Linked DNA regions of Homo sapiens: all the other regions are linked to region 3. The links are chromatin contacts, found by Hi-C or POLR2A ChIA-PET in ENCODE. All regions are on one chromosome and are shown on one strand. Each heading gives the region's core, a stretch centred on a gene start or an enhancer-like site at or near the end of the contact. The rest is flanking DNA. Distances are from core to core; before and after follow the strand shown.

The links. A loop is a pair of places that touch in the nucleus more often than their neighbours do. ChIA-PET counts read pairs that join two places held with the same protein, here RNA polymerase II (POLR2A). Pooled maps may share reads with other maps.
Region 1: a pooled map shows a loop between it and region 3 (2.1-fold over the local background). The contact joins the promoter of KMT2D here to the enhancer-like site in region 3. A Hi-C loop is called at or near these places in 2 of 50 pooled maps. POLR2A ChIA-PET finds 5 or more read pairs at or near these places in 5 of 52 experiments (CD8-positive, alpha-beta memory T cell, MCF 10A, OCI-LY7 and 2 more).
Region 2: a loop to region 3 is called in a pooled map, with 2.4 times the contacts of the local background. The contact joins the promoter of TUBA1C here to the enhancer-like site in region 3. A Hi-C loop is called at or near these places in 2 of 50 pooled maps. POLR2A ChIA-PET finds 5 or more read pairs at or near these places in 9 of 52 experiments (A673, H1, IMR-90 and 6 more).
Region 4: a pooled map shows a loop between it and region 3 (2.4-fold over the local background). The contact joins two enhancer-like sites. A Hi-C loop is called at or near these places in 2 of 50 pooled maps. POLR2A ChIA-PET finds 5 or more read pairs at or near these places in 2 of 52 experiments (B cell and endothelial cell of umbilical vein).

Annotation. Positions count from the first base shown.
Region 1 is chr12:49,059,497-49,062,196 of GRCh38, forward strand. KMT2D (lysine methyltransferase 2D) reads right to left here and starts at 1,298. Exons shown (of 55, transcript NM_003482.4): 1 at 117-1,298. RefSeq lists silencers at 1-284, 446-1,065 and an enhancer at 1,116-1,365.
Region 2 is chr12:49,263,710-49,266,409 of GRCh38, forward strand. It overlaps TUBA1C (tubulin alpha 1c), which reads left to right and starts at 1,373. Exons shown (of 4, transcript NM_032704.5): 1 at 1,373-1,475. The coding sequence starts at 1,473. RefSeq lists silencers at 695-1,134, 1,175-1,434, 1,789-2,002 and an enhancer at 1,565-1,724.
Region 3 is chr12:49,159,346-49,162,045 of GRCh38, forward strand. No RefSeq gene overlaps it. Among named protein-coding and RNA genes, the nearest start is that of TUBA1A, 28 kb to the right of the region's middle. Within about 2 kb of position 1,311, at least 3 of the 41 ENCODE cell types and tissues checked have a DNase peak (open chromatin) inside an H3K27ac peak, as active enhancers do.
Region 4 is chr12:49,086,960-49,089,659 of GRCh38, forward strand. DHH (desert hedgehog signaling molecule) reads right to left here. Exons shown (of 3, transcript NM_021044.4): 3 at 1-2,700. Among named protein-coding and RNA genes, the nearest start is that of DHH-AS1, 3.8 kb to the right of the region's middle. RefSeq lists enhancers at 1,183-1,252, 1,293-1,342. Within about 2 kb of position 1,377, at least 2 of the 41 ENCODE cell types and tissues checked have a DNase peak (open chromatin) inside an H3K27ac peak, as active enhancers do.

The sequences.
Region 1 (2,700 bases), core at 48-2,547, 100 kb before region 3:
CCCCAGCTCTGGCACCCCCTTCTCCAACCTAAAGGCCAGCTCCGGCTAAGATAGTCCATCTGGCTGTGCCCCCAGTCCAACCCTTTCTGGGCCCTGGCCGGGCGGACTTCACTCACCTCTTCACAGGGCGATCCAGAAATCCTCATCCGAGAACATGGCCAGAGCCCGGGCCGCTCCCCGACCTCCAACCGCCAGAGCGATCACAGCCGCCCCCCGCACGGGGGGGCTTAGGGGGGCCAAGAACGGTAAATCCAGGTCGGAGTGGCCACCCTCCCCCCACAAAAAAACAGCAAGAAGCCAAAGAGGGGTTCTCTGCCTCAGGTTCCAGCAGTTTAGGTTTCCATGGACAGCCCCAGGGCGGCGAATCCCGAGCGGACACAAAGAGAGCACCGGTGGCTTTGATCTTGGGCGAGCAGGCTCCGCATCCGCGTCGCCGGGCGGCCTCTCAGTCCTAGGGCCCGGCCAGCGCCCCGGCCGCCCGCGCCGGGCTCGGGCGGAACGTCGAGGCTCTCCAGATGGAACGTCGAGGCGCCTCCCCAGCAGCCCGGAAGGAATGCCGCGCCGCCCCGCGCCTGGCCCGGATGGAACGTGAGACCCTCGCAGGAGCGCCGAGCCCCTCTCCCCGCCCCGGCCGGCGCCCGGGGCCGCGCGAGCTACGGCGACGCGGGGCCGGCGGGGCCGCGGGGCTGAACCTGACACACACCCAGCGCCGGGCTTCTCGACCCCGAGCGCTCACCCTCGGCGGCTTCGAGCCCCCCACCTTCTGCTCCCCCCGGGGAAGGGAGGAGGCTAGGTAGGCGAGGAAAAGGAAGGGGCGGGCGGTGCGAGCCCTCTGCCCGCTCCCCTCCGGCCGCTCCAGGCCCTGCGCTCGCCTCCCTTCCCCTCTGGCCTCGGGAGCTGCCCCGCCCCCGGCCTGGCCGGCTCTGGTCGGTGGCACCCCCTCGACCCCCGGCTGACTGTGATCGCAGGCGGCCTAGAGGTGCATGGCCCAACCCCGGCTCCCGGCACCGGGGGGTCAGGAAACTGAGCGGAAAGTGGGGAACGAGGCAGCCATTTGCAACCGGAGAGGAAAGTAGTGCAGCGCGGCGCCGCTCCGCCTCCCCCCCTCCGCCTCCTGTTCGGCCGGTAGGGTGGTTCCTGCGAAGGGGCTATTTCCTGGCCCAAGAGCTGGGCAGCGGTCGTGAAGATTCGTGAAGCCTTCGGCGCTAGATCCGGGGGGGCCTTTTGCCCGGGGCACCCCACTCGAGAGGGGGAGAAAGGAGAAGAGGCGGCCCTATTTTGTGTTGGAGCGGAGCGGCGGAGGGATCCCGCCCTCTCGGAGGAAAGGCTGTGACTCTGCAGTTCTACGCACACGCTGCGGGATCCTTCCGCTCCGGGTTAACCCCGACCGCGCCGGGCCGGCAGCAGGGCAGACACGTGGGAACGAAGCCCCCCTCCTCTCCGCCGCGGCCCTGGAGCCGCCTCATTTACCGCCCAGGCCGCGAAACTAGGACTCTGGCCGCTGTCTAATTCCATACCCTTGCAGTCGTTGGTCCCTGAAGTTCCAACTGCCCCTTGCTTTGGCCAGGGGCAGTCTTTCCCGGGAGGGGGATGGAAGAAGAGCCAGGAGATTGGCCGCTGCTCAGCATCCTGGGAACTGGAGTCCGCAAATGGAGAAAGTGAGGTACGGCGCCTGGCGCTGCAGAGGGTGGACTCTTGCCACGTTTGGGGACCCGAAGAAAACTGGACGAGTCCCTAGTCGTTCCTCCTGACTCCCAGTCCCCCGTGTGAGGAAGGACTGTCGGTGCCCACACAGTCACTATACACACCTCCCCATCGAAACATAAAGGTAGAGCCTCCCTTTTCAGGGTGCCCCCACTCCCACCTCCAGTCCTTCCAGATATTCAGTACCCGTGTCCCTTTTTTAGTAAACTGAGGTAGCCTCGCTGCTACCTGGCCGGAGTACTGTCCTGGACAAGATCGCAAAACATACTCTTTGCAGGCACCACCCCCCCACCATAAGTCTGGATGAGAAAACATTGGAATGCCTCTTCTGCATCAACGCACACATGGGGTGGACAAAAGGAGACAAATTAACTATGTCCAGATACTTTATATATTCTTAGTTATTCCTCGCCTTCATTATGAGTTACATGGAATTATCTCCATATTACAGATGAAGATTAAGGCTACAATAGGTAAAATTGCCCACAGAACTACATCTAGTGAGAAGTTGAGCCATTATTCAAACCAAAGGCCACGTTTTTCCTAGGATTACAAATAATTATACTACGTTTTTTTAAAAGAAGATGTGGAGAAAGAGGCAGGCAGATTCGATCCAATGCCAGCTTTGTGAGGAAAGGGTTTACGATGCTGTCCAAGAGAACTTTTTTTATTTTTTGAGACAGAGTCTCGCACTGTCGTCCGGGTTGGAGTTCAGTGGTGCGATCTCGGCTCACTGCAACCTCCGCCTCCCTGGTTCACGCGATTCTCCTGCCTCAGCCTCCCTAGTAGCCGGGATTACAGGCGCACACCACCAGACCCGGCTACTTTTTTGTATTTTTAGTAGAGACAGGGTTTCACTATGTTGGCCAGCCTGGTCTCGAACTCCTGACCTCGTGATCCGCTCGCCCTGGTCTCCCAAAGTACTGGGATTACAGGCATGCGCCACCGCGCCCGGTCCCAACAGAACTTTTCTACAGTGATGGAAATGGACTAAAT
Region 2 (2,700 bases), core at 123-2,622, 100 kb after region 3:
ACATGATAGAGTTGCAGAGAAACAAAAACAACAGAAATAAAAGGCGCTTCTGAGAAACCTTGGCAGAGATGGTCAGAGAGGCACATTTAGTATGACGCAGTACAAGTTAGTGTTGAAGGGTTTAATTCCTCGGAGCTCTACTTTCCTCATCTGTAAACTAGGGATAATAATTCATAGAGTTTGTCATATGGATGAAATGTGATCATGTGATATGAAAAGCCAACTACTCGGCCAGGCGCGGTGGCTCACGCCTGTATTCCCAGCACTTTGGGAGGCCGAGGCGGGCGGATCACGAGGTCAAGAGATCGAGACCATCCTAGCTAACACTGTGAAACCCCGTCTCTACTAAAAATACAAAAATTTAGCCAGGTGTGGTGGCACGCGCCTGTAGTCTCGGCTACTCAGGAGGCTGAGGCAGGAGAATCGCTTGAACCCGGGAGGCAGAGGTTGCAGTGAGCTGAGATCGCGCCACTGCACTCCAGCCTGGGTGACAGAACGAGACTCCGTCTCAAAAAAAAAAAAAAAGCCAACTACTCTGCATAGTTAGCAATCAAAAAATGTAAGCTATTCATTATCCTAATGAACTGAAAAAACTGCTTTTGCGCCTATCGGGAGGAGACTGTTAGAAGCCAAAGGCTCATTTAAAGAGGACGTAAGGAAAAGCAACCAAAAAGGTGGGAATAGAGTTTAAGGCGCGTTCGTGGTGATTCAGACCTAGAGTGGGGAGCAAGCCCTCTCTCTGGACAGCCCTCAGCGGCGAGGGGAGCGGGCGCCCGCGGGCCCAGCCGGGGTGCCCGGCAGCCAGGACTCCGAGGCGGAACCCGCAGCCTGGTCCCGGCGTCGGCGCCTCCCCGGCGGCGTAGGGAGCGCAGCCGCGGGGACCGGGGGCGAGGCCGGGGCGGTGCAGTAAGGGCTTCCCTCCTGGGCGCGGTCGCCCTCTTACCTGGAGCTTCCCCTCGCTGGGGTTTTGCCCACCTGACGCCCCCGCACCCACCGGGGACGGGGCAGACGTCCGGCCTGCTCCCTCCTCCCAGTGGACACCTCTGTCCCTGTCCCGGCCCATTCTCCAGCCCCAGAGCCCTTCCTGCCCTTCCTCCCCTTCCTCCCCTTCCTCCCCTTCCTCCCCTTCCTCCCCTTCCTCCCCTTCCTCCCCTTCCTCCTCTTCCTGCTCCTGGCTCCTTCCGACGAGTTTGGTTTGAACTTTTGAATCCGCCAATCAGCGCCGCGCGCCCCCACTCCGCGGGTGCGGCCGGGCGCAGGCCAGGGCTCGAAGGTGGGGCCGCAGCGGCACGGGGCGGGGTCTGGGGCCCGCCCTCCCGACACGTGGCCGGGGACCGGGTATATAAGGCCCTTCGGGGCCGGCCACCCTTTCACTACTTCTCCCCCGGACTCCTTGGTAGTCTGTTAGTGGGAGATCCTTGTTGCCGTCCCTTCGCCTCCTTCACCGCCGCAGACCCCTTCAAGTTCTAGTCATGGTGAGTGGGGTTCCCTCGGGGCTGGGGAAGAGTGCGCGTCCCAGGGGACGGCGGGCCCGGAAACTACTGCCTGCACCTCGGGCCGCGCCCAGGACAGCTCCAGACTACCCCGGGCCCCTCCGGTTAACCTGGCTTGTGGCGGCCGGGCTGGAAGGTCGAGTTCACTTGGCAGACACCAGTTCGGGCCGGAAAACCTGGCCCGGGTGCGGCCATCAGTGGAAATGGAAAGCCCTCTTGATCCTAGTGAGGGCTTTCCCCGCAGGGCCCGCTACTGCCCTAGGGAGGAAGGTCAGGGAGCCTGCTCATTGGCCTCCAAGAACTTAAACTAAAAATCCCTCCCCACGTTTTCTCAAGCGACCTCTCCTTCCTACTGCCTTACAAACTGGGCCCCGGAGGCCCTCGTGCGCTCCCGCACCGACGGTGCAGCACTTCCTGGCTCCCCCTCTCCAGCGCCCAGTGACTCGCTGCTGAGTCACCTGTGGCCCTGCCCTGGGGAGAGCTTCCAACTGCGCCAGTCCACTTGAGAATGGAGGCAGGCACCTCCTTGGAAGGGAATAATTAACTTTCACGTTGCCTAATCCTGCATTTCTGGTGTTAATCTAGTGGTAGGTTTATAGCTGAAGCTTTCTACTTAAGCCGGGTTTAAAAACACGTCCACAAAAGGATATTTTCTTATAAAACCAGAGTTGGCCCGGCGCAGTGGCTCACGCCTGTAATCCCAGCACTTGTTCGAGACAAACCTGGCGAACATGGTGAAACCCCGTCTCTACTTTAAAAAAAAAAAAAAACAAAAAAAAACGCTGGGCGTGGTGGCGCGCGCCGGTAATCCCAGCTACTCGGGAGGCTGAGGCAGGAAAATCGCTTGAACCCAGGAGGCGTAGGTTTCCCTGAGCCGAGATCGCGCTACTGCACTCCAGTCTGGACGACAGAGCGAAACTGTCTCAAAAAAACGCAAACCCGGCCCGGCGCGGTGGCTCACGCCTGTAATCCCAGCACTTTGGGAGGCTGAGGCTGGTGGATCACGAGATCAGGAAATCGAGACCATCCTGGCTAACACGGTGAAACCCCGTCTCTACTAAAAAAAAAAAAAAAAAAATTAGCTGGGCGTGGTGGCAGGCGCTTGTAGTCTCAGCTACTCGGGAGGCTGAGGCAGGAGAATGGCGTGAACCCGGGAGGCGGAGCTTGCAGTGAGCCGAGATCGCGCCACTGCACTCCAGCCTGGGCG
Region 3 (2,700 bases), core at 61-2,560:
GCTCACTGCAAGCTCTGCCTCTGGGGTTCATGCCATTCTCCTGCCTCAGCCTCCCAAGTAGCTGGGAGTACAGGCACCCGCCACCACCCTTGGCTAATTTTTTTTTGTATTTTTAGTAGAGATGAGGTTTCACCGTGTTAGCCAGGATGGTCTTGATCTCCTGACCTCATGATCCGCCTGCCTCGGCCTTGCAAAGTGCTGGGATTACAGGTGTGAGCCACTGTGCTCTGGCTCATTTTTGTATTTTTTTTTTTTTGAGATGGAGTCTCGCTCTGTTGCCCAGGCTGGAGTGCAGTGGCGCGATCTTGGCTCACTGCAAGCTCCGTCTCCCGGGTTCACACCATTCTCCTGCCTCAGCCTCCTGAGTAGCTGGGACTACAGGCACCTGCCACCACGCCTGGCTAATTTTTTGTATTTTTAGTAGAGACCGGGTTTCACCATGTTAACCAGGATGGTCTCCATCTCCTGACCTCGTGATCCGCCCACCTCAGCCTCCCAAAGTGTTAGGATTACAGGCGTGAGCCACCGTGCCCAGCCCTAATTTTTGTATTTTTAATAGAGACAGGGCTTCACCATATTGGCCGGGCTGGTCTTGAACTCCTGACCTCAAATGATCCACCCTCCTTGGCCTCCCAAAGTGCTGGGATTATAGGCATGAGCCACTGGGCCCGGTCCAGACCTTGGATTTCATATGCTGGTCTACTTCTAGTATTTTGTGCCCCTTTCCCTTCATTCTTGCCTTAGGGTGAGCTGCCCACATGCACAGTGGCCTACTAACGCCTGGCAGGTGAGCATGCGCAGTGTGTTTACTGGAGTTGTAAACATATTCACCTGAGGTTTTCTTCCCTTTTCTGGTGGAATGCCCTGGAAGGTCATATGCCTCCATTTTGCCTCTTAATGTGCATGCTCGAGCCCACTCGCCCAGTTCCTTAGATCTTACGGAAGCTGCTGATTACCAATTTCAGGTGTTTATCTGTTGGGAAACTGCCTCTCCCTGGTACTGGCTGTGACCAATTATTTTAGATAGGTAGTGTGACAACTGCCTGACCATTGGTCACCTGACATTCCTGGTGGGTGCAGGGAGCCCTCTCCTGCCCTGCTCTTGCCTGTCTAACTACCTACTGTAACAGTACTAAGGAGATTGCCCCCTTGGGAACTCCGTGTAGCTCCTGGCTTTTGTGATTGCAATAGCATCAGTAAAAGCCTGACACTGTGGAAAGACACAAACATGCAAGGACCTGCTTATCTCTAACCTTGCACCACTCACTGAGGCAGGAGAATAGGGACTAGAGGCAGGGAACCTAAGGACTTCCTAGAACTAAATCAAATGAAAATGAAAACACTTCAGCTATGACAAAAAATATCCTCCTCATTTACATAGGGCGTACACCAAGTAACCAGTGGGAACCTCTAGAGGGGATGTAAACCCCAGAAAATTCTTTTTTCTTCCTTTCTTTCTTTTTTTTTTTTTTTTTTTGAGACAGAGTCTCACTCTGACACCCAGGCTGGAGTGCAATGGTGCGATCTCAGTTCACTGCACCCTCCGCCTCCTGGGTTCAAGAGATTCTCCTGCCTCAGCCTCCTGAGTAGCCGGGGTTACAGGCACCCACCACGGGCCATGCCTGGCTAATTTTTGTATTTTTTAGTAGAGACAGGGTTTCTCTGTGTTGGTGAGGCTGGCCTTGAATTCCCAACCTCAGGTGATCTGCCCACCTTGGCCTCCCAAAGTGCTGGGATTACAGGCATGAGCCACCACACCCTAAACCCAGGAAAATTCTGTAACTGAGCCCTTGAGCCCCTATGTTTGGCCTGCTCCCACCCTGTGGAGTGTACTTTCATTTTCAACAAATCTCTGCTTTTGTTGCTTCATTCTTTCCTTACTTTGTACATTTTGTCCAAATCTTTGTTTAAGACACCAGGGACCTGGACACCCTCCACTGGTAACATCATGACATGTATGCAAAAATTGTCCGCAAAATTTACATATAAACGATTAGAATTTAAGAATTCCCAAAACCCCCTTTAGACAGGGTTTCACCACGTTGGCAAGGCTGGTCTTGAACTCCTGACCTCAGGTGATCCGTCCACCTTGGCTTCCCAAAGTGCTGGGATTACAGGTGTGAGCCACCATACCTGGCAGGGAACTTCATTATTTAAAGGAGAAAGAGCAAGCAGGAGGGGGAAAACGGGAGGTAGGGTAGGTAGTGAGGCGAATTGTTACATTCTTGTGAGGCTCTGATTAGCCTCAGTAAATTGACATTTTACATGTGAAAAGGGGAAGTAGAGGAAATGAGGCTATGGTACAGGATTGTGAAATTACAGCTATCTGGTAACAAAAGGAATGCAGTAATTCAGCTCTCAAGCTTAATGTCCCTTTGGCATAGTGAGTTTGGGGTCCCAAGATTCTATTTTCTTTCACACTAACACCAACAACAATAACAACAAAAGAACAAGACATCTGCAAGAAAATAGTATCTTTATTGAGAGATATTATGAAGATATTATGATTAATGTACTGAGAGATATATCACGTATTATTTGGAGGTATCAGATTACAAAGATGCTAATTCTACTTAAATTGCCCTATAAATTAAGTGCACTGGGAAGGTGGAGTAGACATACTTCCTAAATTCCTCCCACTAAATACAACTAAAAACCCTGGACATTATATATAAAACAAACATAAGAAGACTGAAAGAA
Region 4 (2,700 bases), core at 127-2,626, 72 kb before region 3:
GAATAGAAAACATTTACTGAGCGCCTACTCCACATCCAGCACAATCCTTCTCAACCATCCTGTCACGGAGGTATCATTATCCCCAGATCTAGCTGGCTTCTAAGCCAAATCATCATCGCCTATTTTGTTGATGGTGAAAGGTGCTGCAATTGGGAGGTGTTGCATGGCCAAGTGAATATGCCCACCTGCTGCACCAAGATGGTGCGCATTGCCGCTTGAAGGCAAGTCATGGATTTTTTTTTTTTTTGAGAGTTAGGAGGGGCCTCAAAGGAATAAAGATAATAAAGGGAGGAAGTGAGGGTTGAGAGGTAAGCCTCAAGCCTAGAAAGTTACTTACAGGATGTAGTTTAAGGGAAACCAATGAGTTCTCCTTGTCCTGAAATATCTCCCTAGCTAACTTATTACAGTGCTAGGAATCATCACCATTATGATTTTATGGTTAAAGGTTAAAACTGTAAGATATATGTATTACTGCTGGGCACAGGGGCTCACACCTGTAATTCCAGCACTTTGTGGGGCAAAGGCGGGAGCCCAGGAGTTCAAGACCAGCCTGGGCAACGTAGCAAGACTCTGTCTCTACAGAAAATACAAACATTAGCCAGGCATAGCGGCATGCACCTGTAGTCCCAGCTACTTGAGAGGCTGAGGTGGGAGGATTGCTTGAGCCCAGGAGGTTGAAGCTACAGGGGACCAAGGTCACACCACTGCACTCCAGCGTGGGCAACAGAGCGAGATCCTGTCTCTTTAAAAAATACATGTATATATATATGCATTACCTGATTACCTGGGAAGGGCAGTAAAACCAAGGAGCCCATCAACATAGGACAACTAATTCATTTATCGGATTAGTCATCACCTGTGGTGACATGACAGGAAGGCACCAGATCTGATAAAAAGAGACAAGGGCAGGTTTAGAAAGTAGGAAAGGTCCACAGCTTGGGATGTGTTTCTGAGACCCGGAAAAACAAAGGTGGCAACAGAGCCTCAGTGTGGGTTGAGGGCAGCAGTGGGTGGAAGGACACCAAAGGTAAACTTGACCTGCTTCCAAATATTGCCTTTATCAAGCACTACCTGGAACCCTATTATGCTTTCACCTCCTTGACAATTGAACTCAAGGGTCATGAGGGTGAGGGACATGAGGCGGCAACTTTGATACATAAGGAAGTCTGGGCTACTACAGGTATACTAGTAGGGCATCTGCAGCTTCCAGGAACCACAGAGCTAAACTAGGCAGGAGTGATGTAAAAGTGCCATGGTTTGGAACGACTTGCCCAAGGAGAAGCAGGTGGACTCCTTGACAGCTCCTGATATGTGTGACTCAGCGCTGGCAGCTTAACAAGGCCCACCCATCATCTCTCCCTCCTGGGAGCGGGCTCCTTTGCGCAGGTCCAGTACACCCTTCCATGTCTGAGACCGCTTGCCTTCCGTTTCAGAGAACCATATGCATAGGCCTAGAATTCTCTTGAAGGCCACCAGAGGGCGGTGTATAGCAGGGACCCTGTGCGATGGGAGCGCACAGCGGCTACTGGCAAGGGCGAGCTCCGGGTGGTACCAACAACCCCCGACTATTTCCTCCTCCCCGCCTCACCTCCACCCAAGACACTTCCCTTCTGGAGCAGCCCAGCTTCCTCCAGAGCTTCCATTCCTAACTCAGGGGCACCTGCCTGCCTGGATTCCAGGTGTCTACTGCGTTGGAACCTAAAGGTTCCAAAAACACCCAGGCTAGGGAAGTAGAGCTGGTGATAATGGGAGAGGGAGGAGGAGGCGCTGAAGACCAAGCCAGTAGAAACAACAATCAGGGCCAGCGATCAGGAGGGGAGCTCGGGTTGTAATGCTGATATGCCCTTGTTTAGGGAATCTACTTCCCCCACATACACCCAGGCTGAATCCATTCTCTCTCTCTGAGCAGCCCTTCAGTAAGGAAATATTCCAGCCTCTTACTGTGCCCCCCTTCCTTTTTCAGGCCATGACTATGCGACGATTGCAAATTATTACCCAGGTTTCCCATGGATCATCAGTTGGCCCAGTGGCATATCAGAAAAAACATCCACCCCATCCAGGCCCTGCCACCAAGGTAGGATGGGGACCAGGACTACTGGCTAACAATAGGGGACTAGATGCTTTGAGTATCAGTACTCATAGGGGCCTGAGCCCCTGCTGGAGCCCCTATAAACAGAGAAGAGGTGTGCACAGTCTTTCCCACCTGGGACAACCCTGGACCCTTCAGCCGCAGGAGCGAAATGCTGGTCCTCTCTGGATGGGAGACGGAAACAGCAGCCTGGAAAAGGGTACGACTCTTGTGGGCTCTGTTGCTTATGGGTTGGGATGCCCCTTCTGAAGGGAGGAAAAGGGTCCCAAAGACCCTGCTGAGGAAGGAGGGGGAGCCGGAAGTAAGCTGTTAACTCAGGTTGGCCACCTTTATCCCCCTCTCTGGAGGTGAATCACCCTCTGAATGGAAGTGTTTTCCAGTAAGCTCCTGAAAGCCTTCCCTTTATTAGCCCACCTTGCAGGAAAACGTCAGATGTCAGACTGGCTGGCTGTGTCAGACAGTGTTAATGCCATGCCCCAGCCCCTCACCTTGGCAAGCTGGGCAAGGGAATCATTATATTACAATTTATAAATAAGAAATAAAATAAAATTATCGGGTGGGGCTGAAGCACTGGGGGAGAGGCTAAATAGTCCTCTTTAAGGAGTGCGCAC